Regions from separate parts of the Mus musculus genome. Here regions 2 and 3 are each linked to region 1. Evidence: chromatin loops called from intact Hi-C (ENCODE). Cell type or tissue: heart. All regions are shown on one strand.

The links. A loop is a pair of places that touch in the nucleus more often than their neighbours do. Peaks named below come from ENCODE experiments on the same cell type or tissue, not always from the same donor. Only the 100,000 strongest peaks of a DNase experiment are listed, where the experiment ranks them.
Region 2: it touches region 1 in a loop (3-fold over the local background); 21 of 42 quality-filtered maps call a loop at or near these places.
Region 3: a loop joins it to region 1, with 5 times the contacts of the local background. A loop is called at or near these places in 31 of 42 quality-filtered maps.

What each region holds. Positions count from the first base shown.
Region 1 is chr19:47,459,299-47,467,298 of GRCm38, forward strand. It overlaps Sh3pxd2a (SH3 and PX domains 2A), which reads right to left and starts at 5,113. Exons shown (of 15, transcript NM_008018.4): 1 at 4,766-5,113. The coding sequence starts at 4,837. Gm52384 (a long non-coding RNA gene) reads left to right here. Exons shown (of 3, transcript XR_003952863.1): 3 at 202-1,696. In heart, CTCF peaks have their summits at 2,748, 4,847 (motif pointing left), 6,392 (motif pointing left) and 7,670 (motif pointing left); DNase peaks (open chromatin) are centred at 2,243, 4,873, 5,233, 6,383 and 3 weaker places; H3K4me3 peaks cover 3,212 bases; H3K27ac peaks cover 4,757 bases.
Region 2 is chr19:47,375,418-47,383,417 of GRCm38, forward strand. All of the region lies in intron 3 of Sh3pxd2a (SH3 and PX domains 2A), which reads right to left. Among named protein-coding and RNA genes, the nearest start is that of Gm36885, 49 kb to the right of the region's middle. In heart, CTCF peaks have their summits at 3,941 and 7,029; DNase peaks (open chromatin) are centred at 3,854 and 5,794; H3K27ac peaks cover 4,126 bases.
Region 3 is chr19:47,352,724-47,360,723 of GRCm38, forward strand. All of the region lies in intron 5 of Sh3pxd2a (SH3 and PX domains 2A), which reads right to left. Among named protein-coding and RNA genes, the nearest start is that of Gm29834, 70 kb to the left of the region's middle. In heart, a CTCF peak has its summit at 3,999 (motif pointing right); DNase peaks (open chromatin) are centred at 3,908 and 6,678; H3K4me3 peaks cover 817 bases; H3K27ac peaks cover 1,691 bases.

The sequences.
Region 1 (8,000 bases):
CTTCTTTCTCTCCTCAGCTTATCAGAAATCTAACAATCTCACACTAGGCCCCAACACTAGGCCAGCACCACCTCCAGGTCTGGACAGCTGTCCTCTGTGCTCTGGTGTCATGTACACTGGGTGCTTTCCACGGGGCAGGCGGCCCAGTGTCCGTCCCATCAGACCCTCAACAGCTGGGCCTTCTTCTCTGCCTAGTTACAGGTGAGGATGCTGAGCCTGGAGTCAAGTCAGGGATCCAAGCTTGTACTGTTTGGGAGTGCCAGAGGCGGTATTTGAACCCCAATCTGCCTGCTCTCACTTCTTCCATGATTCAAGGCCCTAAAAAAGAAGGCTCTTTCCAACTCTGAGGCTGCCCTTCTCGCTCCAGTGAGGCTGGAACCATAATCTCGGGCTCAGGAAATAAAAATGAAGAGCAGAGGCATGAAGGGGTTTGCTACCGATTCCTAAACGCACCACTCCTGGGACAGCAAACACAATCTGCCATGATGGAAATCAGGGAAAATGCATTAGTCTCACAGGTCTGCCCTGCATTTATCTTTCCAGCACTCACTGGAGACAGACCCTGTTCTCCCAGGAACCTCTCCGTCCACCAGTCAAACCCAGTTTCATGACACATGATGAGCAACCTTTCCAGAAAGACAGCCCTCAAATGCCACCCTGTATCACCACTCTCTCACCGTCACACGGGTCTGAGCCTGGACTCACTCACCGACCGAGTGGGAAGAGCCCTGTCTTGGGCTTCTCCTTGGGCAGTAAACTAACCTGTGTTTACCTAGATCCCACTGAAGCTGAGTGGAATCCTAAGCAACTTTAACTTCACCAAGCTTTGGTCAATCCATCTGTAATAAGGATCAGAGCAACACACAGACACACAGACACACACACACACACACACACACACACACACACACACACACACACACACAGACACGCCAGTACAGTAAATGAAGCATCAGGCTCCCTGGAGAGCATGCCTGTTAGCATCCGGCACCATGGAAGTAGCTGCTGACACTGGCTCTTATTAGCATTCCCTAGAGTCCTGTGGAGGATCAGAGCATTCACGACTGGTATTTGTCTGAAATAAACACTCAGGGAAGGAAATGACCGTGAAAGCAAAACACCTCCCAAATCCAAACAGACATGATGTCTCCTTTGCTTCAGATAAACAAGCGTCTCCCCGCCACCATATGGCTCCAAACACACCTATACACACCTGTGCGCGCAAAGAAGTCTGCTTTCCAACTTACACCGGCAAGCCCTCCGACGGAGGTGGCTATGGTTTGCATCTGGCATCTGCAGAGCCATCTTAAAGAAACAGGGTCTGAGGCCAACGCCCGTTTACCTAAGGTCTCCCAAGCAGGGAGGCTGACCCAAGCAGCGGGTGCTCATCCTTCCCAGCCCCACCCGGGGCAGGGGCTGGCAGAGAGGAAGGAAGTGGAGTGCGGCCTGCACTACGAACAGCATGGAAGACGGAGGCTATTTGTCTGCCTTTTATAAACAGACCCAAAGCACAGAAATACACCCCCCCACCTCTTTAGCTCCCCCTCCTTGTGGGGATGTGCACACCCTCCGGTTGGTGTCCTGAGAGAACCTTTTCATGTGTTCCCCAGTGTTCTGGAGCCAGTGCTGTCCCTCCTGCATGGGCTCCAAGCCTCCCTCATCTGCAAGCTCTGGCTAATGTGCACATCCATTAAAAAAAAAAAAAAAAAACTCTGCTCTGCGATTTGCCAAAGCACAGGCTCGGCACTCCATCGAAGCAGGCATAGAAGGAGACATGCTTTCCCAGTGTGGGGTTTGCCACACATATGTACAAGGTGTCCTGCCGGCTAACCATGCTGGAATGCCTCTTTCACAACACTTGCCCTTCCAGGATGGGGTATCTACTATACAAGAGGTATAGAAAAAAAAAAAAAAACAAAACTGCCCGAGAGCCCTCCTGAACTCTTTCAATTATTGGGCACCAGTGTATTATATATCAGTGCTCAAACTGTGTAGCAGTGTATCTCTCTTCTTTGTCAACTTCAACCAGATTTGGGGTATCTTCACCCACACCACAGGCTGGAAGTCCGTCCGTTAGCCCCAGTGCTGTGACTAGGTAACCCACCTGCTTCTCTGTCATCCCCTTATCTGTTAAGTAAAAGGTTGCACCAGATGAGCCATCTGCCCCCGGCCAGCTCCACAAGGCCACAACATATAGCACACTCCGTTCATTGTTTTCTAGAACTCTGCGTGATCCCATCTGCTAGGTGACGTCACTCTCCGCCCCAAGAATCACATCATCCATTCATTCTCACACGGAAGTGGAGATGACCCAGGAAACACTCTGTCTGCAGAAAGGGAGGAAATGACCATTTCAAGGGAAGTGAACAGGACTTCTTTTGTATTTTCCACACAGTACACGTTATTATCAATCTTAAAACGCCAAGTCTCTCTTCCTTTAGGTCAGAAACTTTCTTTGTCAGAGTCTCGCCAACAGTTAGCTAATATTTGATGAGCACTCACTATGTACCCAGAACTGGGCTAAGTCCTTCCCAGGGGTGATGTCATTTAAGTCTCTTGACAGCCCTATGAAGTACACGCTATTATTACCCTCACTTTAAAAGTGAGGAACTAGAGCCTGAGAGATGGCTCAGGGGTTATAAGCACTGGCAGCTCTTCCAGGGGACCCCGGTTCAATTCTCAGCACCCACCCAATCGTTCACACCTGTCTGTAATTCTAGCTCCAGGGAAACCTACACCCTCTCCTGGCTTTCTGCAGGTACTGCATGCAAGTGGAGCACAGACATACATGCAAGCAAAACACCTGTACACATCAAAGAATTTAATTTTGTTTTCAATACAAGGAAACTGTGCCCCAGTGGAGTTTTAAAGAATGTGTACCATGTTGCACAGAGGGTAAGCCTTTAAAGAGATCAAACAGTAGCCTGACCTGCCTTTCCATACTTCCAACAGCAGGTCTTGGTCCTGTTGGCTGCTACTTTGCTGCCAGTGTATCTTACATTGTAACCTTGGGCTTAGCTGCTCAAAGTTAAATTGGATGTTTCATGTAAAACCCAGACCTGGAAAGTCGCCTGCTAGGGTCTCAGGGCAGAGTCTGCCATCATTGAAAGCAGTACCAGCCTCAACTGAAGGCTGAAAAAAATATATAAAACAATCCTTAAGACAGCCTGCAGTGCCCCTCAAAGTTGTCAAGATGGTTGGCAGCATACATAACCCAGAGATGTACAAATGGATACCTGTCCTTAGAGCAGAGTGGCCACCTGCTGATCGAAGCCCTCCAACCACACACACTCTCTTCTCTTCTCTTCTCTTCTCTTCTCTTCTCTTCTTTCTTTCTCCCTCTCCGTCTCTCCGTCTCTCTCTCTCTCTCTCTCTCTCTCTCTCTCTCTCTCTCTCTCTCTCTCTCTCTCTCCAAACTCGCTAGTCAAGGGCTCTCCTACTTAGCTGCCTCCACAGCTCCTGGAGGAAATCTGGGATTTTTTGTTTTGTTTTTGCAACGGCTGTAGAGGCTTTCGACACTAGACTACACAATTGGAAAGGATCTCTGACTGTGTCAGGGAATGCCCCCCACAGATCCGTCTCTCCGGTCTGACCACTCTTACCTTCTTCCCAACCTGAGTCCAGCCCCACTAGTCAACTGCAGAGAACTCTGCCTTCAAGTCTGCTGTGATCCTGACAGAAAGAGTAGCCTCCGGCTGGTATTACACCACCAGCCCCAGCCTCCTTCCAACAGTGAAATAGAAGGCACTTTGGAGACTAATGTGCAATCTAGGGCAGCCACCAACAGCCCGTTTTAATTGTTAAAATTAATGCTTTGAGCATTCTAAATACGCCTTTAAATGCCTAATTTGCAAATAAGAGGCTGCCCTTACTGTCTCCATGTTTTCTGTGTTTTGGGTTCTTTACTGTGAGTCTCTTCTATCTCCAGGAGCAGAGCTCGGCAAGTCATCCTAAAGCAACAAGGACACAATGTTTACTTCCAAAGGTGTAAAGGACTGGGAGACAGGACCGGCTGAGATGAAAGAGTACTGTCACACACTCTGAAGCCCAGCTGGTCAACCTTAGCCTCTTCTCATTAAGTTTGGGTAAAGAAGGGGGAGGGGCGGCGGGCCAGTCAACCGTGCCTCGGAGACCACAGACCACATTTGCCTACTCGTGTCTGGAGTCAGAGCATCACTTACACGAGGAAATGACCCCAGCGAAGGGTCACGTCCAGAGGAGGGATAAAAGGAAAAGCCACAATTCTCCTCACACCGCGGAACACAATGGTTTTAAGAAGGAAATCAAAGCTTGAAACGAAGAGTGGAGGGGGCAGGGGGCAAAGCGCTTCCTCTGTCCCCAGCCGGTGCAGGCAGAACAGCAAACGTGGAAAGCAGAAAGAGAAGTGTGGGTCTCCGGTCAAAGCAACGGAAAGCATTCCGGGCCGAATGAGCGTGAGTGCCCGGCTCCCCTAGGGAGCGCGGCAAAGATGCTCCTTCCCAAAGGAACTAAATGCTCTGCAAGGGGCTGACGAAAGCTTCCCCCACCAACCATCCTAGCAGCGGGCGGACACATGACTTCACCGTTGTAACAGACAAGGGCAGCCACTTGCCAATTGCAATGCCAAAAAAAGAAACCCGGGACAGGGGAGTGGAAGAAGGGCAGAAAAGGCTTCCCTAGAGATCACAGCCCTGCGAACAAACTCTGGAGTCAAAGGCTGCCCCTGGGGGCGTGAATCTCCGGGACTGGCCAGCCCCCCGCCGGGGTCGGTGGAAGCAGTACTCACATAGTGTTTAGAGGGGCTCCTCCGCTTCTCCACGTCCACCACGGTGGCATCTTGCACGCAGTAGGCGAGCATCGTCCCCACAAAGCGAGTGGCGCCCCCCGGCGGCGTCACCTTCTCATCCCGGCCGGGTTCCGGCTCCTTCTCCGGTTGCCCCGGTTCCTGCAGTTACACGCCACCCCTGCCCCACGCGCTACTCGCCGCCGAGGCTCCGGGCGCCTACAGCTGAGGCTCCGGGGCAGGCGACTGTCCCGGAGGGCACGAGGGCTCCGTGCGTCCCAGGCTGCTCCCGTGGGCCTGCCGCGCGCCCCTTCCCTCCCGCGCCGCCGCGCTCCGCTCGCCTGCCCGCTCTCTCTGCCGCTCGGTGGGGCCGGCGGGAACTGGCGGCGCAGAGGAGGGCTGGGGGTGTGTCCCGCCAGCGAGGGCACGGGGCGGGGGCCGGGCCTGCTGTCAGCGCGCCGGGGAGGGGCCGGCGGCGCCCCTGGGCCGCGCTCGGGCTCCTGGGGGCTCGGCGCTGGCCGGCGCTGTGGGCGCAGGAGGCGGAGGCAGGGCGAGCAGGGAAGGGAGGGGAGGGGAAGGGAGGGGAGCGCGGCGAGGGGAAGCGCGGGGAGGGGCTCCGGGCCGGGGGAGGGGCTCGGACGGACGGCGAGGGGCTCAGCCCTGCGAGGCCTGGAAGGGCTACTCTACCCAGTCCCCAAACTCAGGGTAGCTTTGGAGAAAGGAGGCTCAGCGAAAGTGAGCCCAGCGCGCCCCCATCCTGGCTTTCGGTCTCCCAGAGGATCTGTGACCACCTTTCTGTCCCTTGTACCACTGCCATCTCCCCAGATCTCTTTAAGGAAAAGTAGTTTATTACAGCCTGTTACTGCCTACAGCTCCCTCCAAGAGAAGACCCGGACGGGAGAAGAGAGCAGCATTAAATCTTTCAAGCCAGCCTTCTTTTGATGAACCACCTGCCCCCCTGCAGGTCACCACGGGTGAATTCTCCCCGGAAATGGGATCTATTGATCTGCTGCTGCCTCCATCATCGATCAGTGCCTGTGTAACTAACCTGCGACAACATTTCCCAATGACAAGGTTACAGACACCACTTTAGCCTTAAGTCCGGGCTCCCCCGGGACTCTCCCAGGGCTGGCAACCGGCGGAGGAGCACACAATGGTGGGAAAAATCCACTGGGTTGGGAACCAGATCGTCTTTAGCTCCAGGCTCAGGCTTCCTCGCCATCACTCCTTCTAGTCTGGAAAGCTGACTTTCCAAGTCGCTTGCCCATCTCTGGTCTTGGAGCTCAACTTTACTTTAATTCAACTTAACACACACACACCGATTTCATCTTTTTTTTCCTGTTCTACTTTCAAATATTTAACGGAGTAGGTGTTTTCAAAACGAATCCAATTGTTTCACAATACAGTAATGTTTTGTGTTTTGTGCTTGCGTCTAGTGGAAAGCATCCGAAATGTGGGCAAAGGATTTAGTGACTTTTTTCCCCCTTGTCAGAAGCCCTGGGCCACTCTGAGACTTCTGCATTTTCTTCAGGAAGAGCACTGGCGGAGGGGGCTGGAGAAAAGACAGCTCTGAGTCCAGTTCCCCAATGATTCACAACCACCCATAACTCACGGGATCAGACGCCCTCTTCTGACCTCTTTGGGCACCCAGCGTGGTGCACATACATACACGCAGGCAAAACACTTATACACATAAAAGTTTAAAGAGTGCCGGTGAGCACACATGACTACCAGAGTTTAGATTCCTCAGTACTAAGGTAAAAGCCAGGTGTGGCCACGAGCCTGTGACCTTAGCACTATATGGGACAGAGTTAGGACGAGGATTCCAGGTCTTGATGGCCAGCCAGCTAGCTCAGAAACAATAAGTTGTGGGTTCAGTGAGAGATCCTGTCTCAAGGAATAAGGTGGATATCAGACATCTTGCACTAAAGGATACACATACACATGGACATAGACACATACACACCTAAACACTCACAAACTGGATGGATGCAAGAGTATTGACACCAGACACAGGGTTTCTCTACCTCAAAGACAGTTGCAGTGCTGATGGAAGGCAAGAAGGCACTCCCCCGGGGCAGGGGTATTTGGTTAACAGGGAATGTCAGAGCTGAGCCTGACTTCCTGAACAAGGCTTGCTCACCCAGGATATATGCTCAGCCCTGAGCTGCTTGCCGAAGGATGCCAGTCCAGCCCCAAGTCATCTTTGATACTTCATCAGCATTTATCAACAAGGCAGGGAATAAATGATAAGACTTGCTTACACAAACTTGAGATGGGAGATTCTTTTTATTATTTATTTTTATTATTTATTTATTTATTTTGGTTTTTCAAGACAGGGTTTCTCTCTGTAGCCCTGGCTGTCCTGGAACTCATGCTGTAGATCAGGCTGGCCTCAAACTCAGAAATCTGCCTGCCTCTACCTCCCAAATGCTGGGATTAAAGGTGTGTGCCACCACTGCGCAGTGAGAGAGGCGATTCTCCACCTAAGCATTTCAATGCTATGTCAGGATGGAAACTTAGATATGAGGGCCGAAAAATCAACATTCAAATAACACAGGATAACCTTTCCATGGTGCACAAAAACATCATACTTCCAGCTCGGTCTCTCCCTACCCTCAACTGAAGCATTTCTGCCCCCTTGACTCCTGCTGCCTGCCCCCCCACCCCCAGTAAGACAGTGTATGGAGCACCGTGCCGATCTTTCTAGTCAGTCCCCTTCTAGACATATTCAATGACGGTGGATAACTGCTCTGCAGAATAAGGTCTTAAATAGAGATGTGCAAATCTGAGTGAAATTTTGGGGCTCCCTCCAGACCAAAGTGACGTTGACTCTGTTAATTCCAACAGCTGGCCAGGGCAACATCTGCCTTCCAGACCCTGGCTGACCCCTGGTGGGGACATACGGGGCCTGGCATGAAAAAACTGCCAGGGTTCATACTTCTTGCTCAGTTTCTCCCCCTCCCCTTCTTGCAAGTTCATCTTGGAACTGGCCCTGCCCACTAACTTGTGTTTAGGGCGTACCCAGAGGATGCCCCCGGCTCCCTGGATCGGAGTAGAAAGTGACGTCAACTTCTCAGGAAAGTCGTTTGCTAGTTTGATTTTTTTTCTTTTTCCTTTCCTTTCTTTCTTTTTTTTAAAACAACACACACTTATTTATTTAATTTGTGTGGGTGTTTTGTCTGCCTGTGTGTCTGCACACCACATGAGTGCACAGGAAGGCCTGAAGATCATCGAA
Region 2 (8,000 bases), 84 kb before region 1:
ATCCCCACCCGAGCACCTGCCCCAAGCTCCTCCATGCTCCCTTGAGTCAAGTGTTTGTCCACCTGCAGATTAGAATTCCACCATGGGGTTCCCTGGCCAAGAAGCCAAATGGTGATTGATTAAGATACTAGTGACCCCATTCCTCATGGGGGGAAATGTCCTCTTCGTCACTCTCTTCTTTTTGGTTGCCTGTTGCGTTATTGCTCATATGTCACAGGCACATATGTATGTGGCTGTGGGGTTACTGTGTAAAGTGGCCTTTGTCATTAAGCTGATGTTTGGTACACAGAGACCAGACTGATGACATGATGGGTGTCCCTGGGCTGGAGTCCTGGGCTTCCCACTGGAGCCAGGTGTTTGCCAGACTCTCTGATGCTAGATGCCTAGAGGTGCCCATCGAGACCCTAAAGGACCGTAGGAGGAATGGAAGAAACTAAGGGCAGCCTAGAGAGGCCTCACCCTCCAAACATCCTACGGAAGGATAGAAGAGAGGGAGGGAGGGAAGGAAAGGTGGGACTCATCTGGGGTCCCCTTCCAGCCTTCGTCCCAAAGCCAACTACACCTCTGACAGAGGTCTCGTAGATGAACTAGTAAAGGGTAAGGGAGCATTGCAGGCCTCCAGGAGGCCTTAGAGGCTTAGAGATGGTGAAGGTAAGAGAAGGCTCCACCCGACCAAAGCTCTCCTGGCTCCGGAGCACAGGCCCCTCTGGCTGCTAGAAGGAAGGCCACCACGCCTTGGGTGGATGCCCCCCAGGCCCTCCACAGGGGTCAGGGGTCAGCTGCTCTAGCGCAGGGCAGCTCAGTTAGCGTCTCGGGACCCTAGAAGGGTGGCTGTCCTGAGCAACGCTTTTCTATACTATGCTTTGGACCAGACAGCCCACAGGGATGAGGGAACGGAGGCTGGGAAGGGATTCCTTGGTTTTGACTTCTTCGTGAGGAATCCAAACCACACTGGGGAAGCCAAACCAGGGACCATATTAAAGGGAAAGAGGGAAAGAAGGGGGAGGGAAATCCATCAAGGCGGCTGAGACCACAGAGCATTAAAGGCTGCTTGTAAAGGTCCTGAAGCCCCTTTATGGCAGACTCGGCTGCGTCCGTTCTTCAAAGCCACGGGAAGCTGCCCCAGAAACACTACAAGTACCACAGGGCAGATTATACTCTGACCTGAAATAGACCCAGCTCAGCAGGAGTTTCTCGTTCTTGGGAGGTAATTAGAAAGATGGAGACGCTGAGCACCCACAATATCTGAGAACTAAGTGGAGGGTCCTCTTCCTGCCATTCAGGGCTGGGCTGAGGAGCTGGGACCTCAAGCAAGGAGACCTGGGTTGCAGTTGTGCCTGACGCAGGCAGGGAGCAGACGCTTCCTTGCTGGGACCTCCGCATTCTCTGTTGGAACCTAAGCTCTACAGACCCTTGAGATGGCTCTTCAGTGGGGCTGGGGGGGCTGACTGAGGCAAAGAGGAGGGGTGACGAGCTAAGGGTTTATTGGGGCTAGGTGTTGCAAGGATATCCTTACAACGACTTTGAAGTAAATAAGATTTAAACATTTTCTAAATTTCCAGGCGTGGTGGCTCTGACTTTAATCGGGAGGCAGGGGCAAGTGGATGGCTCTCTCTGAGTTTGAGGCCAGCCTGGTCTACAGTGTGAGTTCCAGAACATCAAGGACTACAAAACACTCGGAAAAATGTTTTTTTTTTTAAACTATAAGTATGTAGGTGTCTGTGGAGGTATGTGCATGCAAAATGCACACACACATACATGCAAACACACACATGCACACACACATACATATGTGTATACACATACACATGAACATGAGTCTGACATTGCACATGCACACATGCAGAGGTCATGGGAAGTCAGGGGATACTCAGAAGCTGGACCACATGGGGTCCAGGAATCAAGCTCAGGTCATCAGGCTCAGAGGCAAGTGTCTTTAACCACTGAGCCATCTTGCCTGCCCTGGTTTCTTCCTCCTCCTCCTCCTCCTTTTCTTCTTCTTTTAAAGATTTATTTATTTATTATATGTAAGTACATTGTGGCTATCTTCAGACACTCCAGAAGAGGGCGTCAGATATCATTATGGGTGGTTGTGAGCCAACATGTGGTTGCTGGGATTTGAACTCAGGACCTACAGAAGAGCAGTCGGTGCTCTTAACCACTGAGCCATCTCTCCAGCCTGCCCTGATTTCTTCTTGAGGTCCTTCACTTAATCACCCATCAGAGACCCTTTTCCAAATGAACATAATGGTCACAGGTTGTACAGCCTAGGACTTGAACTCCAACTTGTCTTTGGAGGTTACAATGAATCCTCTATAGAAAATTACAGGGGAGAACCTCTCAAATGTTGGGGTTACAGGTACATGTCCCTACACCCAGTTATGTATTGTCAAGGATCAACCCAGAGCGTTACGCATGCGAGGCGAGCCCTTTGTGCAACTCCCTGATTCCTACACACAGGGAAACAGACTTGCGAAATGGTGACATTTCGCTATGGATTGAAAGGATAACCCTGGCCTACAGAGTGAGTTCCAGGACAGCCAAGGCTACACAAAGAAACCCTGTCTCGGGGGGGGGGGGGGGGGGGAGGATAACCATTAGCTGGGAGTGATAGCACAAGTCTGGACCACAACACTGGACCCCTGAGGCAGGAGGACTGCCGTGGGTTCCAGGCCAGGCCGGGCTCCAGAGTGAGGCCCTGCTTCACTTTGCTGTTGTCACAGCGTGCACGGCTAGAAGGGCTGTGGCATCTTGGGAAGTGGGGTGATGATTTCTAGCTCCCAGAACCGGGCTCAAGGGCACAAGAGGCTTTACAACTTAGGACCACCAAGCTGGGTGTCAGCTGTCACACCACTATGTTCTTGGACACAGTATGCTTTCTATATATCAGCCTTCTCATTCACCCAGTAGGACCACAGTCTAGACAATGGATTACAGAGTATAGACATAGTGCTGTCATGCTAGGCAGGGCTAACTTGCTATCCAGTGCCTATGTGAATCCTGCAGAGCCAACCTTTGTGTCCATCTTCCTTCCTTGCCTTCATCCCTCCTCCCATCTTCTTTATTTTTCAAGCCAGTCTGTCTTTCCTCACACCTCTGGACTCCAATGTCTCCCCATCTCAGCCTCCCCAGCAGCTGGGCATGCTGCACTGAGCCCACATCTCTAGTTCCACTTTCTAGCGGCCAGAATAATCTTTTGCTGTGGTGATTTGTTCTTGCTGTGACAAGGTCTCACTTTGTAGCCCAGGCTAGCACTCATTATGTAGCCTAGGCTAGCTTGAACTTGGTGGTAATTCTCCAGCCTTAGCCTCATAAATTAGCCTGGATTATAAATCTGTACCATCATGCCCAGCTTCAGAATAATACTAGTACTATATTCTCTCTGCCTCTGTCTGTCCGTCCATCTGTCTGTCTCTGTGTGTGCATGCATGTAGGTCAGACTAAACCTTGCAGGAGTCAATTCACTCCCAGAGTGCACCACTTCTGGTCATGCTCAGATGGGCCACTCTTTGTAGTATTGCCGCAGAACAGACTACAAGCGCAACACTAACAGACGTGTCTCTAGGGCTCAGCACAAGGCCTTGCATGCAGCAGCAGGCAACAGACTTGTACTGAAGTGCAGCCAATACACTAATGAGTGTGTGTCCACACAGTCCTGCTATGAGCCTCTCTCTTGTGTACACACTCATGTATGTACACACACGGCACTCTTTCCTTTCACACTGGGGCTGCCATCTTGGACGCAAGGGCGGGACTCATCTTCCAGGACCCAGACACAGTGGGGCCAGAGAGCCTGCTTAATAGAGAGGCTGGTGCTGAGGTCACAGTGTCCTCCTGGGCCTGGGTGTGGTGGGTGTGGAGGGCAGTGGCTCGGCCTCCCAGTGGGAGCAGGGGATAAAGGGCCCCATTCAGCTCTACTGCCTCAACTCCACCCCTGTGGGGAGCTGTCCTCCAGAAGCGGGTGGAGGGATACTGGCCAAAGCTTCCTGGCTGCCTCTCTTTGTGGCATGGCCTACAGTGTGTGGCCAGGCATCAGGCTTGGAGGGCCACAAGAGAATGGCCTGCCTTCTGTAGCAGGGGACCGCAATCCCTGCTCAGCAGTGGCCTTGTTCACTACTGATCCTCTGAGCAGTTGGGAGGTTTGGTCTGAATTCCCTTGCAAGGAAACCTCAGGACCACAGCTAGACCCGGCCAGCCAGAAGGGAGTTTGCTTGGCTCTGTTGGGGCAGAGCATTACCCCAAGGCCTACTTCTCTGGGGTCTGGCTCAGCTGCAATACAGATCCCAGACAGTCGGTCTGTTCAGTAACTTCCAAACCTACATAATACACCCCTTCTACAAGGATGGATAGGAAGAAGACAGGCCAGACGTGGTCTGGGCTATGTGCGCACGCCATGTTTTCTACTGATTGTTATTTGAGCTCATATAACCTTATAATTTAGTTAGGTACAAGATACTGTAGTTACTCCCATTTTACAGATGGGTACATTGACGGTCTAAGGCTGAGTGGCCTGCTGCAGGTTCGTGTGTGTGTGTGTGTGTGTGTGTGTGTGAGAGAGAGAGAGAGAGAGAGAGAGAGAGAGAGAGAGAGAGAGGGAGGGAGAGGGAGAGAGAGAGATTAGCTTCAGTGGGGTCACATGAGCGGGAGCTAGGAAGAGAAGTAGGAAGCGAGTTCCAGGGAGAGGCAGGAACCCCATCAAAAAAGTCCAATGATGAGAGTGACCAGGCTCATCTAAGAAGCTGAAGTAAGCTCAAGGTGGCTGCAGAGTGGGGTACATTTACGTTGAGGAAAGGGAGGACTAGGGTAACATCCTGGGGTGGGTCATGAATGTGTAAGAACAAGCTGGATGGGTAACAGCTTGATCGCAGGTGGCCACTGAGAGTGAAAACACCTGAATTCCTGGACCTTTAAGACCAAGGACCACTAGTTATTTGTTTTTATACCTCTGACTGAACTCAGAGCCTCACACACATGCTAAAAAGGCAGGTACTACTGAGTGGTTGTCTCAACACATTAAAAACCTCTTTCTTTCTTTCTTTCTTTCTTTCTTTCTTTCTTTCTTTCTTTCTTTCTTTCTTTCTTTCTTTCTTTCTTTCTTTCTTTCTTTCGTTGTTACTTTTATTATTTTGCTCCAAGCCAGCCTCAGACTCTCCATCTTCCTGCCTCGGTCTCCTGAGTTCTGGGATTCCACCCATACACGTAGCATCATGCCTGCAGAATCACACTTTTCACCTAACAGGACAGAGTTCCTTCCGAGTTCTCCCGCGTCGCATCCCAAGCCTGGGATGGGGCTGGCTGACACTACAGAGCTCAGTTTGGGTCTCGGCATTGTCCACAGTGACCCCATGGATCTTGGCTGTAAAAACTGAGATGGTCCAGAAGCCATCTCATGCCAGCCTCACTTCTTAGGTCAAAGCTGGGTTTATAGACATGACTTGACCAACCTCACAAAGCCGGTGAGAGGCAGGCTGGAGCAGTTAGAGGTCACACTGCCCAGGGTCTCCAACTTGGCCTTTTTCCCTCTGTCCAAATCCTATCTCAATCCTCACCCAGCAATGAGAACTACAACCAAGGACATTGTTTCGGAGAGCCAAGAACTCATCCGCCCCAGGCGATCGGTCCCAGATCCCCAGCTACTTCACAAGATAGATAAGGTTTGGCTCCTGCTCTCTACAAACCGAGCTTCTAAAGTTCTCATGACCAACGCTGAAGAGACTAAAATCTCAGAGGCAGCTTCTGTATGTCCCCGAGTCACACGGCTGATCGGATGACTGGCTGATCTGGGCCCAGGTGGTGTGGCCTAACTTTGCCGTCTGTGCCTGGTCACGTGGCTGATGGGTGCCGAGAGAGCAGACAAGGAGGGTGTTCTAGGTAACCGAGAGCAAGGTTTTCACCAGCCGCTGCCACCGTTCACATGCTGGAAGCACCCTGCAGACACTCAACTGACTGAATGGCCCACACTAGCCACCACGCCTGCATGGTTTGGTGGCTGCCTGCTGCTTGACCGACAATCATGTCTCCAGATATTTGGGAACACCATTGGTTATGCGTTACACTTCTATTTATATTTTCATTCAATTCTTGCTAGCCTTAGCCACGTCTCCCAAAAAGCTTAGGAGGGAAGAGAGGAACTCTTTGTCAGAATAAGTCGGGGGCAAAGGTGAAGGCCAGAGCCTTGGCTGTGTGTGGAGTCTTTCAGTAGGGGCTCTTTGCAGGAAAACACTCCAGACAAGGGGGCTTTCTACACCTTTCAAAGGAAATGGGAGTGACTGGGGACAGGGGGCTAAGAGGGGCACAAAGCTGGCCTTATGCAGAGGCAGCCACATACTGCCAGTATGGTTGGATTTGAGGCGGGGCTAGAAGACCCCTGTCTCCCTGACATGTTTTTCCTTTTGCATAATATTCCATCACTGGTCACTTAGTCCTTTGGTCTTAATGGCTTTTAGAAAAAAGTCATATACTAACAGGTCGATCCTTGTATTTCACGGTCATGGGGTCTCAGGCTGGGACTATCCTCATGTGAGGGCTTAATGAATGGGAATCTACGAGGCACAGGGGCCATGTCCCTGTCGACGGATATGCTACCAGACACAGAAAAACAGGCCCCTTCGAGGTTTAGGAATGAACAAGTAAAAACAAGAATTGAATATTTCCCAAGATTCTATTTGGTACCCCAAATGGAAATTTGGGGATTTACCATGCGACAGAAAAACAAAGGTAAAGAGGGTTTCTTTTTCTTTTTCTTTTAAATAGTTTGTTTTTTTTATTTCATGTGCATTGGTGTTTTCCTGCATGGATATCTGTGTAAGGGTGTCAGATCCCATGGAACTGCAGTTACAGAGAGCTTTCAGCTGCCCTGTGGGTGCTGGGAATTGGACCATGGTCCTCTGGAAGAGCAGTCAGTGCTCTTAAACTCTGAGCGTTTCTTTTACCCCCATTTTTAATTTATATGAAACTGTATTTAGGAACAGCAGTTGTGGTGTTATATAATTTCCTACAGAAAGTTAGTATTCCCTGTGGGGTACTATACCTGCAATGTAAGGATCTGCCACTAGGTGGTGAATAAAAATAAACAAATGTAATCAGACAAAATTTTAACTGTAGGCATGTGACGTGACTGAAAAGAAGGCTCCGATCAGCCTCAAATTTCTATATTTCTAAAAACACAGGATAAAACTTGAAACAAGGTTTACGGAAATAAGAAAGCCCTCCAGTAAGGAATGTCCCATCGTTTAACACCAAACCTCAACTGATAATCTCAGTTGTCTCACAGGGTAGCAAGCACTTCCAGGACACACGAGGCCGGTTATATATATGTGTGTGTGTGTGTGTGTGTGTGTGTGTGTGTGTGTGTGTGTGTGTGTGTGTGTATAACAATTGTACATATGAGAAAATTAATGCCAAAGGATTACAGTTACTACTTAATAAGTGTATATCTCCCCCAATATCATCCAATTTAATGATAATAAATCTACAGATAAAGATTCACAGGCTAGGAAGGGCGTGTGACATATATATACACACACACTAGGAAGGGCGTGTGACATATATATATATATATACACACACACACACACACATCCACAGCTTCTGGGAAGGCTTTTCCATTTAGACCTTTTTCCATTTAGTCAATTCAATAAAAGTTACCCCTGGTCCCCCAAGCACAGGCTCTGAACAACAGCTACGCTCTATCTTGCAAGCATGTACTTGCTCAGTAAGCAAGAAGATCCTACCACCTACTAGATCCACTGATGCCATTCCCAACCCAGCCCAGAAGTGCAAGGTCAGGAGAGTGGGCAGGCCACCATGCTGCCAGCTACTTCCTGGTCTTAAATGTATTCCAGGGCTTCATTATTTTGAAGTTCTGATTTGTGATAGTGGTGGATTGTTTGAGACAGAGTCTTGCAATTACAAATATTCACTACCATGCCCCTATTAGAGCAAAACAGATTCCTTTAAAAAAAAAATCTCATCTTAATGTTACTGCCCCAGACTCCCAT
Region 3 (8,000 bases), 110 kb before region 1:
AGGGCCAGGACCCTGGAGGTCACACAGGCATCTCTCAGGGGGACTTAGACCTTACATCACAAAGACACAAGCACGAAGCATGCAGGCCCCATGCTAACTACTTTACTGTGTCTTCAGGACGCGTTTTAGTCTCACTTTATTGCTGCAGCTCAGAGAGGCCAGGACATTCTCTTGGTGTCCCACGGCTAGTAACAAGGAAGCAAGATGCAAACTTAAGAGCCATCTATGCTTATGACCATATGATGCACACCTACAAACCGTCTCTCTGGCGTGTCACACCTTCAAGGCTCAGCCTGACACAGGCTTCTCTTCCAGAAAACCCTCTTAAGCTTCCGACCTCCAGGGACAGAGGGACAGAGTGTGCTCCAAGTCTGCCGCCAACACCTAGAGGCACATTAACTGGAGCTGCCCAGGAGATTTCTCTAGAAAGTTGGTAGTGGTCTTTATTGACACTATCCAAAACAGTGGCCAAGCACCTATGACGGCCACTAAGTACCCCCACATGTGACTGCTACTTCAAAAACCTGTGACAGAGCTGGGTGTGTCATGACATGCATTCCTAACATGGCCTTGGGAAGCAGAGACAGGAGGATTACTGCAAACTGAAGGCCAGCCTAGGTTACAAAATTAAGACAGTCTCACAACAACAACAAAAACCAGTTAAACACACACACACACACACACACACACACACACACACAAATCATGATACAGTGAGTCCTTCCATGCTTCAATTCACAGTAACAAAACAAACAAAACAAAACCAAGGAAAAAAGCCTAGAGAATTTGAATTTTACTTTTTTAAGACTCTACCTTAAAGGAGGGACCACAACGGCTAGTGATTTCTTTACTGACCTCAGATATCCCCTACAGCGCTTATGAAGTAGTTTCCTCCTAGATTAAACTATTCCTTTTTTTTTTTGTTTGTTTGTTTGTTTGTTTTTTGAGACAGGGTTTCTCTGTGTAGCCCTGGCTGTCCTAGCACTCACTTTGTAGACCAGGCTGTCCTCGAACAATTCCGTTCTGCAGAAAGGCTCCTTAAGATTGAAAGTCAGCAACTCAAATAGCTTCAGGAAGTTCCTGAAACTGACCAGACTCACTAGGCCCCTCCCCCATCCCTAAGAGTAAACAGTAAAGAGAGAGCCATTCTCCCACAAGCAGAATTGTAAACAAGAAGCAGAGATTGGGCATGTAGCCTGGAAAGAAGCAGAGGCCAGGAGAGTTGTCTGGAAGAGGCTTTAGCCAAGTGGGCCACCTGGAAAGGACATTCTCCAACCTGTTAAACTGTCTGCAGGGTGTGTGCTGTGCATCAGATTCCTAGCTTTGTGAGCTGTCACCCAGGCCGGGGTGGGCTTTCGTGATTCATCTGCCTGTGAGTCATTCCTGCTCCTGTAAATAATCCCGCACCCATATTTCTGAGCGTAATAAAGTACGGAGCTACCTGCTAGGCTCGCCTCAACACAGTCTTCCTCCCCCTCCCTTTGCACTGCTGGCCACTCTGCACTGGCCCCATGGTTATTGTGGTGGAGGCTTTTTAGGGGAGCCAAGATCCATAGGCAAACTGATAGCATCGTCTGAGACAGGGGACTAAAGGTGGGCACTGAGGGGGAGATGAGGTTGGGCTGTGGACAGGACGGACCTGGGAGGGATGTAGCTAGGCTGAGATGATAGAGCATCTCTGCACAGATGGGAAGAGAGTCGGACTCTGTGGGTAAAGCACTCTGCCGAGGTCAGAGGGCTGCTAGGTTGCAGAGTTGGGGGTCCCAAGACCCCTGTGATATGGCTGCCCCTTTGCTTTCAGATTTCCCAGGAATCCCCTCTGCTGTGAGGCTGCCAGGCCTCCTTGGGGGCTCCTGGATCCCAGGGAAAGGGAACGAATGAATGCCAAGTCTAGATGTCTTCAGTGTGTCAGGCCAAGAGGCGGACTTAATGAGGCCGCTCCACAAAGGGGCAGGCGGCTGCCACATTCCACACAGTGGGCTCAACAGGCAGGCCAGCGGCTCCCAGCCAAGGGCCTTTGTGGCTGGGGAAACTCAGCAAAGAGCCTCCCCACGCCAGCTTGGGGGCTTCCCAATGTCCTACCGACTGTGTGTGTGTTACATTTCTGAGCGTGTCCAAGTGTAACTCTGATGGACCCCAAAGGCCAGTCCAGCACTGGGGTGTCAAGACTTAGTTTTCAGGCCTAGCTTTGCCTTCTTTATGCCTCAGTTTCCAGGATTAGACTGGGTTTTATCAGCTCTAGGTCTCCCACAGACTTGCTTCCCTCGGGTTCTGGAGCCCAGATAGGGGCAGGAATGGTGGCAGTTGCTATTGAACCACCCTTCCCACCCCCATTAAACACTGCCTTCTCAATGGTGGGGAGACGGGAAGAATCCCTCATTGCTGTCCCGATTACCGATCCCAACAGTGACAGGAGCCCTACATTGGTCAAGTGTTCCCGCCATGTAGCTTCGAAACCACGTCTCTGACAGCGCTTGGCTCACCGTGACATGCCTGTGGTAGATATGCCTAACCCCATTCCCTAGAGACTCCCCAGGAGGCTGCTCCCCACCACAGCCTCTCCTGTATATGGGCCCCATGGGTTCTCCAAGGCCCATGGCAGGAGCCCTCCTGGACTGGATAGCTGTTAGATTGCTTCCTATTCAGCCACTGTACCTGAGACACCAGCAGTGCAGCCCCCCTGAGCATCCCTGCCTCTTCCAGGCAGCACAGACCTTGTGCCCCGAGGCAGTGCCAGTCCAGTCTCCACTAGGTAGGGTCAATGTTCACAGTAGCACCAACTAGATGCTCCACTCAGTACTGTATCTGCAGAGAACCTACTGGGTCTCAGGTTCAAAAGAGCTCACTCCTTATCTCTGGGGCTGTGAGACGGAAAGAAGATGTCAAGGTGGCTGTGAAAGAGATGGGGAGGGAGGGTAAATCAGACGATGAGGCACTGAAGGGAGAGAAGAGAAGGAAGACAGGGCCCTGGGGTTAGAGCTGGGGAGGTTGGCTTCCCAGGAATAGGACATGAGAGAAGCCCAGTGAGTCACCCTTAGCACAGTGTACATCACCCATGTCTAACTCACTCAGGCCTTTGGGACTCCCCACAATTGCTGTGTGCCAGTGGGCTGTATGTGGGCTGACAGGGGTGCTGGGCATCCCTGGAGTCAGGCACGCCTATAGCTTGAGCTGCTGGCTCCTGCAGAGCTGTTACTACTAACACTGGCTGCCTCCCTCCCTCTCTCCCTGCCCGGTGTCATCTCCCAAATGAACTGCAAGAACTGGGTATGACGGATGGTAAGCCAAGGTAAATATTGCTCTTGGGGTGATCTGGTCTCGGTGGTATGCCTGATAAGGCCCTCTCAGTCACTAAATCTGGGCCCAATGGTACACAGACATCCATGCAAGCAAACCAGCCGTAATGCAGTGGTGATACACTTTCCAGGAAGAGTGGTAAACATATTCTGAAATTGGTAGTGATAGCCACACAGTGGGGACTGGGCTGCTAGTTGTCACATCAGTGGTACACTTGAGACCATTTGAAAGGCTGGATGTAGCTGGCGGGGGGGGGGGGGGGGGGGGGAGCGTCTGAGCCTCAGCACTGAGTTAGACTCTCAGGCTCACAGCCTGTCAGTGGCAGTTCTAGGCTGGGTGGGACACAAAGTCAGCTGTATGCACTCTTGATCACCCCCACCTCCACCTCTACCTCTGCCCCAGTGACAAGTAAGCTGGCTACCTGCTAGAGAGCCAGAGGGATTGATTATAGTTAGTGGGAGGAAGCCTAGATTTTTCTGGGTGCTTCTTGGAACAGGCTTCCTGTGCCCACCAGATGGCGCCCATCCTTAGAGTTTTATCCAGGAGCTCTGGAGGCCAGAGGAAAGTCTCCAGGACCACCCCTGGTGTCTCTATAGACATACACCTTGGGGTGGGGGTGGGGAGGGGGTGGAGATACAGCCATTTGCCTCAACTGAAGTAGGGATTACCAGCTTCCTGGGAGAATAACAATAGACAGACAGTACCAATGCAGGTGGCTGTAATACTCAGTCTTACCACCAGGTGGCGAAAGATACACACAGATCTGGAATGAGGCACTGGTTCTAAGGATCTCAAAGTTAGACTGGCGCTCAAACTCCAACCTTAAGCGCCTTACAGACCACTATAGCAAAGGATCCTAGGGATTTCAGAAAGCTTGCTCCTCACTTTGAGGTAGTGTTTGTTTGTTTCTCTGCTTGCTTGCTTGTGTTTTCTGCTCTTATAGCCATTATACCTAAGTTGTTACACACTTGGACCACAGCAATAGGCACCTAGTTCTGACAGGACCACAAGATATCAGAGCCAGGAGGAACTCAGAGACACCCAGATTCTGTCCCCATATCTGATGCCAGTGTCGATGGAGCTAGTAATGGCCTTGTACCCACCTCCTCTCAGAACACTTCCTAAGGCTCCTTCAGAGACAGCCTCTTTCCTGAGGTTGGCTGCAGACTCCCTCCGGGTAGGTGTCCCCACCTGCTCTCTGACTTGAGTAGCTGACCATCCCTTGGTCTCAGGTAGAAGGCCTTTATGCTCTTTATGCGAGCCTCCGAGCACCTGACCAGGCTGGCCCGGTGCTGTGGGAAGCCCTGAGCCTACACAATCTCTTCTCCTGCCCCACTGGATCAGCAGCTGCCATTGTTAGAAGAGCCCTGGGCCTTAAACAATTAAGCACCAAGTAGGTGGAGGTGGAGCTGGGTTCAGCACCTGTGATGCTATCTGCTGCCTCCCACAGGGTGAGCACTCCCTTGCAGTGCCTTCCTCCCTCAGACTGAGTTTCCTTGCCAGGGATGAGGCTGTACCTCGGACATTGGCCCCTGGGCCTCACAAAGTATATAGTCAGCTGATGAACAGCCTTCTCCCTGGTGCCATCAGAAGGCCTGCGTCAGAGTGGAGAAGGCCCAGTTTTAAGTTCAGCTCTGATTTGCACTGTCCCTGAGAGGTCACCAACTGGGGGGTTATACTCAAGAGTAGACAGCTATGGTCAGAATGAGCCTTTGGGCTTTGAGGAGAAAGGGGCCACCCGTCCTGGGGGAGGCAGAACACCTGCCTGCTGGATAGACCTGCGTGGGTGGGTAGATGGGGCTTACCTGTCCTGATGGAGATGCCCCAGGGTACCTGGGCCTCAGCCATGAGACAGGAAGTATGTGGAAATGAGAGACACCCACACCCCAACTCCTCCCAAGGCTGGGGATCAGGGGAGAACAGAAAGCACAATGTGAGAAAAATACCAGGACCCCAGGTCACCCTGTAGAGGCACCCCTATATTTTCCCTACGCTCTTGTTTAAGGGAGCCAGAAACCCTGTGTCAGCCCTGACGACAGCCTTTCGGCCTGCACCAAGCCCTCACTGACCTTTGCTGGAGTGACGGTCAGGCCAGACAAGGGCTTTTGAATCCTCGTCCCTCCTGTTGGTCTATCCAGCATGGTAGCGGGGACACAGAGGCTCTGTTCCTCGGTGCGGACACATTTCCCGTGGGCACCTTTGCACCCAGGTAGAAGGGACTGTGGTGGAGGTGGGCAGAATGCACTTACAGAGTCCTGTGCCCTTCCTCATCCAATCTCTCTCTGACCCACAGCCACTGGGCCGGGCTGGGTAAGACCGATTCTATGAAGAGATTCTCTGTGCATTAGCCAGTGGCCGCGGATGGGTTGCTGGGAGCACAGGGTGGCCCATGTCCCTGGCCAGACGAATGATGACAGATGAATAGAGTTGCCTAGCTGAGGGTCTCACCAGGACGCAGCCCAGCATAAGGTGGGGCTGGCTCTCAACCCCAGTGCCTCAGCCGGAGACCAGCTGGCTGCCTAAGCACCTAGGGGAAGAACCTGGAGGGAGGGCTCTGTGAGACGCCTCCAAACATAACCTACAGCTAGAGCCAGGTCCGTTCTCATTACCAGTTTCCCATCTGTACGGGATCGGGAGAGGAACCTTTGAACCTGGGTACAAAATAAGAATCAGGGGTTTGAAGAGAAGTGGTCCACTGAAGGTCACAGCAGCGCTGTGTGTTCTGACTGGACCACTAAGATTAACTCAGTGCAAGATTCAAACCTAGTTGTAGCCTTGAGTTGGCCTGTGTAGTTCCTAGCATATAGTAGGTGCTCAGTAAATACCTAGGCGTAAAGGAAGACTGCAGGAGGGACTCTCCCTGGACCTCTCTCCCACCTTCCATTTCCGTCCCAGGGAGAGGTGAGAAGAGCGGGGGAAGCAGCCAAGGCGTGCTCCACACGGCGTCTGTTGCTCTAACCAGCCCACGGATGGCTGAGCGACTTACACAGGTTGTAAAGCCACTGCCACCAAGGCTCTGCTCCCAGCCACAATGCATCCTGAATTCTGACTAAAATGTCACAGGTAAAGCTGGTGCCCTGCCTTGCAAGCAGGCCAGTTGAGTTTGAGAACGTGGGGACCCCAAAAACAGTCACCTCAAACTCTCAGAAACCTGGCCGCATTGCCAAGGTGCCCTTACACTGTCCCCCTGCTGGGTCTGAGGCAGGCTGATAGTTCCCTCTGTCCTAGACCACCTAGGACATGGGGAAATGAGGTGATCGGTCCATCTCCTCCTGGGACTTCCTAGTTTTACCAGCTGGTCCTGGATCAACCACCGCTGCCCGGCAGGAAGTGGGAGGAGCCTGGGCCTCAGGAAGTGGGAGGAGCCTGGACCCCGCTACAGCGAGTCTCTGCATCTAACCTCACCCTTCCCCACCTTGCCTGCTCTGTTCCTTCTTCCCCGGGAAAGCCTTATTCCTGTTTCCCAGGTATGCCATCTTACCCCTGAGACGGCCTGTCCCTGTGTGCCTGCTCCTGTGGCGCAAGAGCAGAGCTACCATAGGGATGCCAGGGTACGTGCCCAGGGTGCTGAGGTTGGTAGTGGAGCCAGGGCTTTCCCGGTTTGGCAGAGGGACTTTCCAGCAACACTTTGGCCCCCGAGACAGAAAGAAGCTGGCCTTCGAGGCAGACTGGGGCAAGATGGTTCTGATCTGCACAGACCCTACCACCACCCACTTGGAGTCTCTCTGAACATTGGGACATTGTTCTGGGCCTCAACAGAGGGCTCAGTGGCCCCGAGGCTGAAGAACAAAAACTAGTTTAGCAGGACTCTGCCTGTCGCCATGAAATTTCAAGAATTTCATCAGGGCAGGCTGGACAGGGGGGAATAAACAGAGAGCAGAGCTCACTGCCTGAGGGGTCCCTGCAGAAACCAAGGAGTGAGGCGAGCAGAGTCAGGGCCAATCGTCCTCCGGTATTGGTCGGGACAGTGGGCATATTTTTGGGTGTTGGGATGGGGACACAGGCAGAGCGCCCCCCCCCACACTTGTCTAGATTCATCCTGGCTGTCAGAACAAACACAGCATTCCCAGTATATCGGAACTGAATTCCCTCTCGTTTTAAGTGAGGGTTTTAAATTTAAACACTCTAAAATCTTATTCATCTATTTGTGTGGGCGGGCGACGTGCCACGGCGCATGTGCGGCGCTTAGAGGACAACGTGTGGGAGTCAGTTCCCGCTTTCCTCCCCGTGGGTCCCCAGACTGAACTCCGGTCTCCAGGTTTGAGGGCGACCACCTTTCCCCACCGAGACACCTTGCTGATCCACAGTTCCTCCCTTCCTTCTGGAGTCAGGGCCTCATGCAGCCCAGGCTGTCCTTGAACTCACACTGGAGCAGTGTGAGGAGACTCAAACCTGAAGCTTCATGCAAGCTTGTGGAGCAGGGAGCTGCGTGCCTAGTGCCAAGCACTGCTCATGATCTGCAGTCCTTCTCTCCTCACCCCAAGTCCCACATGGCTCCCCCAGAGTCCACGCAGATGGACTGAGATGTCCCGTCATGAGACTTTCTGGCCCACTAACCTCTTGTGACTATTAGGCAAAGGGCCTGGCCCAGGGAGGAGAGGTCTGATGTAGACCTGCTCTCAGGCCTCTAAGGTAGCATGCAGGAGTTTTAAGATCTATCTATCTCCCTGCTTCTTGGCTGTATGGACTGGGACTTTGGATTC